Regions from separate parts of the Homo sapiens genome. Here region 2 is linked to region 1. Evidence: read pairs that join two places in POLR2A ChIA-PET (ENCODE). Cell type or tissue: GM12878. All regions are shown on one strand. Links, peaks and the distances in the headings refer to the core of each region. The heading gives the core; the rest is flanking DNA.

Region 1 (2,824 bases), core at 320-2,819:
TCAGATAAATAGGATAGTTTCACACTTTGAAAGCTGCAGCAGGTTAGGTGGCAATAGTGCCTCACTCAGCTTGACTTATTTCTCCACATCTCCCTGGGATAACGGCATCAAGAAGTCTTTCCTCGGGTATAACAACCCTATTTTAATGACACAACCTCTGATGAGCAATAGCTTTCATCATTTTCAGAAAAAGATAGAGACAAACAAATGACAAGCAAATGTCTGAGACAAACAAATGACAAACAAAGAACAAAAAGGAATGAAACTCAAGTAACTTTAAACAGCAAACTCCTGGAGGAATAAAGGGGATGCCAGATAAGAAACAAATCCTTTTATTGCACTATTATCTTTCTTAAATGTAGTTGCTCTCTTCATGAATACTCTCTTTGTCTGGGGACATTAGAAGAAGAACCACAGCTCTAAAAGGCTGGCTGCCAGAGAGATTATTAGAGGGAACATTGCTGGTGCTAGACATTAACTTCGCACTCAAATAGCCCATGATTAAAAATAATGCTTAAAATTTATGGGACTTCCTCTAGTGTGGAAGCTACCCTACTAGGCTATAGATTTTAATATCATTTGGGTTTTGCTTTATATGAGAGTAATAGCTACATTCCTGCAAAGTTGGGGGTGATTTAGATTTTGAAAACTGAATTCTATTTAAAATGCACTGTGATAACTCAATCTTTGAAGGAACCCTGCAGTCTTTGATTCTGTGAATAACCATGACTCTGAAAACCTTGTTGAATTATTTTTGCAAGTTCAGATTTTCATATCTCTGAAGAGGAGTCAATGGTTTTATCTCAGGTCAATTTTGTTTATTAATATTTATGGGACTCTTTGTTTTAAATGGTGAATCTTTGTTTCTTTTTGCCGGATACTAGGTTGATTTCCTGAAATGTGATTATTTTCAGTTGGCTTCTTTATTAGTGTCATGCTGAATGTTTCATATATGAAAAATATTATGGTATATTATATTTGAGGAAAGTGGAGGAAAAATGGGCTAATTAACACATAATATTTATCATGGCCTGAGAACAGAACAAAAACTCTGTTATAATTACAGTAGAATTACCCTATTTCTAGTAATAGAATTACTCCTCTTCCAGAAGAAGAGGAGATGTTCATATAAAAAATACATCAGGGACACTTGCAGGGGGTTAAGAACTGACTACGCAAAGGCATGCACTGAAGTCATTGACATTTACATTATATTTGCTTCTGGTGGAAAAATAGGATAAATTTAAAAGAATAAAAAGGATAAAAAAAGAATGCAAGTCTTTCAGCGAAGATAATTTATTTGTTAAATTAGCTATTTATAAACTGGCAGTCACATTTATCTGTAGAACAAACTTTAAAACAGAGGAAACAATTTTAGTTTTACTTTACTATTAGTTTGGAATTGTGCTACCATAAGTATCAGATTTCCACTGAAATGGGTTTCATTTTCCACCCTCCCATTATGAAAAATGTAAAGTATACATAAGAGCATGAAGTTCTAACAAAGCCTGCTTCATTATGCTTCCACATTCAATTCATGCAACTACTAAATTCTCCCAGGAAATGTTCTCAAGATACTATGGTCCACATCCATCATTATGTGCTGAAAAAGCAGGAAATATGCCTATTAAAGAAAACATTCGTGTGGACAATACATTCCCCAGCAGCAATACTTATAATAACACCGCCCCCACCGCCACCATCCCTGACACACACACACACACACACACACACACACACACACACACACAGCAGCTGCATTCAAGAAGAAAAAGATGAGCTGCTGGCTAAGAGTCGGTTGCAGTTGTGCCCAAGGTCATGTGTCCTTCCTTCCTTTCTGCATGATTTGCATTGTCAGCTACCAGAGGAAGACAAGAGCTGGTAGCAGCAGGCTTTTTATGTTAGTGTGAGACACTAACACGCACCCAGCTGACATGTTTGAAGCTAAACCTGCATCCAGATCGATTGTGAGTCTTCCCTGACCCCCCCAGCCTATGTGAAATCCCTTAATGCTGTGCTTCTCTCCTTTAACACACTCATAACGGTAACAAATGTACATTTAGTATTATGAATATTCTATTACTTCTGTCTCCAGTCTATCCTATAAGCTCTGTGAGTTTAGGGATCTTGTATTTTGTTCACCTTTGTGAACCCTGTCAGTCAGAGGACTGATAGGGGCTGTAAAGGCAAATGCTGGGAATAATCAATTGCTTCAAGACAAGTGAGCTTGGACTCTGAGAGTCTAGCATGAAGACAGGGTCAGAACAGAGCAGGGGGTCTATACCAGGTCCTCAAACAGGACAGCTGACTGAACATTTTAGCCTAGAAGCTGGGCAGACCTAACCCCAGGAAAAAAACAATGCCCAACCTTCAGGGGCATGGGCTGCCTAGAACCTAATATTATGGCAGAATTTGAGCATCGCTGTGATTTGAGATTCATTGTATCTTAAATGCTCTATACGTCAAACAAAGTTTTAAATTGACGAACAAACTGTATATATTCATGGAATTGTGTATTTGATATCCCTTACTGAATAATCATTGCCAAATACAAGTATGGGCATCAAGAGGATAGGCTGGTAGACTGATGTGATATTGAAAAGCTTTGATTACAGAAGTATTACCCAGGGTAATACAATGTCCTTTTCATATTCAGCCTCAACAGATGTGTCCAGTAAAATGAAATAGAAGCCATGGAAGCTGCTCAGGGCTTACTCTGCTCTGGCTTCCTTGGGTTCATGGGGCAGAGAAACCCCTAGAGATGACTTTATGACTTTAATATCTTCTATTGATATGTCTTCTTTTTTAAGAGAAAGTTAAAGGG
Region 2 (2,824 bases), core at 16-2,515, 150 kb after region 1:
TTGTTGACTTAATTTGTGTCATTTGGCCTCCAAAATCCCATGCCATTTTCCCCCGCATATTTTGTTTACTTAATGACCTTAGACAATCATCTAAATCCTGGTGGTTGAAACGTCCCCAAGACATCATTCAAAGACCTTATCTCTCACTATATCAGATATCCAGGCGGCAAGCAGCTCTTGAATTCTACATGAGATCCCTTCTCAGACACATGTCACCTTTCCATTATCTGAAACGGAGGGGCTAGGCTTTGAGCTGATGCTCAATGAACCACATATGTGTTTCTGACTTGAATTTGCAATCTCAGTCTTCTCTCTTTATTTGGGATGATAATCCATGACTTCACGGCCAAAGCCCAAAATTGTCCTGATTTATGTTCATCTATCTCATCCTAGAAGCTTTAGGTTCTTAAGAAGTTTTTGAATTTGTTGTTGCAGAGAAAAAAATCTAAGTGTAGGAAGTAGGATGGAAGGGAAACAGCAGAGCAATCTATTTGGGCTTTTTGCTATACTCTCTAAACACAGCTGGCTCTTCCATGTCCCTTAACACAGCCTGTTTGTATGAGTCTGGGACATCACACTATAATATCTCCTCAAAAGAATTTCTCTGTACTGTTTTCTGCCTTGACCCACTACTTTTTGATTATCTCTACGACTCTACAATGTTGGACTCCATTTCCTGGACCTCTATAGTTGCACCTAGTCCTTCACTTAGTTAAAAAGTCAAACTTTTCTTTCTGGCTTAGTGAATTTATTCCTCATTTCTCAATTCTATCACCATAACCCAACGTAGAGAGTCATTAACCGTCAGATTTGTTTTCATCTCTAAAAGTAGGAAATTTGACTACATTATCTAAAGAAGGAAAGGAAAAGGGAAGGGAGCAGTACACACAACATGAATGATCAGAATTTCAGAGGTAGAAGGGAATTTAGTGGAAATAAAATCTATTGTTTTTGGTTTTACCAATGGAGAAACCATTATGTCAGTAGAATTTATTAGACAAAAGTATATGTACAGATAATTGTAGATATGCATATAATTTCACTGAAGCTTATCATAAACTTAGGTTAAGGACTCTGCAACTGGTGCTCAGGTCAAGACTCAATGCAATTGGTGTTTGGGTCACATATTAGGTACTTAATTTAGAACACATGTCTAAGTGTCACATAATTATCTTTCGTTATCTTTAGTTGCTTCATGTGTATTAAGCAAGTGTATTTAACTATAGAACTTGCTGAATATGTTTACATCAAACCTGTAGAAAAAAATAGGACAAGAAAAAGGTAAAAACAGCTAAGACAAATGAAACAATGAAATTTGTGATACAGCCGTCATTTTACATCAAATGTATTCATTTCCATGAGGGTAATAAAGCTTTATACCCTCATGTTGATTTTACCAATTAACAAACAATAATTATTTATCACATGGAATGTTCTAATTTTTAGTGTAGATAATATGATTCCCATATTGAGTGTTTAGATAATTTGAGTTCAACTTCTTATCTGAAGTAAGTTTAGCTTCCTATTCAGAGATATTTGAATTTGAAAGGTTATAAGGTTAGGTATTTATACTAAATGGAGGAAGTGAAAACTAGAGAACAAAATAGGTGCCTCTCTGCTTGGGTGATAAATGATTGTGCATCTAAAATGTTATTACAGTTCTACTGAATCATGAAACATAGCTTATATAATTAATCATTAAAACATACTGAATCTGCTGAAGAGAGATAAAGAAAAAAATGAACTCAGCAGTATTTCAAAGCCTAATAAAGAGGTGTTTAAAATGTTGATTTAATCTTTATTATTTTCAAGTAGCTTTATATTTTTATTTAAAACCAGTTTTATTATACTTCATTTAAAAATATATAACTACATAAGTAATCCATTAGGGTAGTCAGACTTCCACCAAAAACTACCAAAAAAAAAAAAAAAAACCTGGAGGGCAGATAAATGAAAATATACCAAATGTCAGAAAGCTCTCAGACACATAAATGCATTTTTCTTAACATGTTCAATAAGAAAGGCAAACAGAAGCTGAATCCTCAGCTATTATTAGTGAAGGAGAAGTTGTCCAAGTGATTCATGAGGCAGAGTTTAAAACTTTGTATAATTGCTGGTGCAACAAAATTCAGCTATAAAAATTCACAGGTGCCTTAGGTCTCCCTAGAGTAATGAACTCAATGTAGTCATCACACAAGGAACATTTCCCAAGATCTTTCAGCTAAAGACAAGTAAGACTTTAAGTGTTCCAGAGTCCAATTCCAATCTAGATAATTCAAACTCAGAAAGACTCATGTCGATTCCAGACTGGGATGTAAAGGAGTATGCATTCCCAACCATAACACCATTCCACTAAATGGTCTGCAGAAAATATAGATCCAGAACTGGAAGAAATATATGCTATATTTAGTCAAACTCATTCTGTTTCCGATCAGAAATATCCAACCAAAAACGGCTTAAAAAAGAAACAAAACAGCTGGGCGTGGCAACTCACGCCTCAAATACCAGCACTTTGGGAGGCTGAGGCGGGCTGATCATGAGGTCAGGAGATCGAGACCATCCTGGCTAACACAGTGAAACCCCGTCTCTACTAAAAAAACAAAAAATTAGCTGGGGGTGGTGGCGGGCGCCTGTAGTCCCAGCTACTCGGGAGGCTGAGGCAGGAGAATGGCGTGAACCCGGGAGGCGGAGCTTGCAGTGAGCCCAGATCGCGCCACTGCACTCCAGCCTGGGCAAAAGCGCAAGATTCCATCTCAAAAAAAAAAAAAAAAAAAAAAAAAAAAACTAAAGGGAATTTATTTAATTCCCTCCAATAAACTAGGAA

Evidence for each region. Peaks named below come from ENCODE experiments on the same cell type or tissue, not always from the same donor. Only the 100,000 strongest peaks of a DNase experiment are listed, where the experiment ranks them.
Region 2: POLR2A ChIA-PET joins it to region 1 with 5 read pairs; 2 of 35 experiments call an interaction of 5 or more read pairs at or near these places.

Annotation. Positions count from the first base shown.
Region 1 is chr10:108,592,739-108,595,562 of GRCh38, forward strand. No RefSeq gene overlaps it. Among named protein-coding and RNA genes, the nearest start is that of LINC02661, 110 kb to the right of the region's middle. In GM12878, for the core only: no CTCF peak of the experiment used is centred there; a DNase peak (open chromatin) is centred at 1,873.
Region 2 is chr10:108,747,647-108,750,470 of GRCh38, forward strand. All of the region lies in intron 2 of LINC02661 (long intergenic non-protein coding RNA 2661), which reads left to right. Among named protein-coding and RNA genes, the nearest start is that of LINC02661, 41 kb to the left of the region's middle. In GM12878, for the core only: no CTCF peak of the experiment used is centred there; no DNase peak of the experiment used is centred there.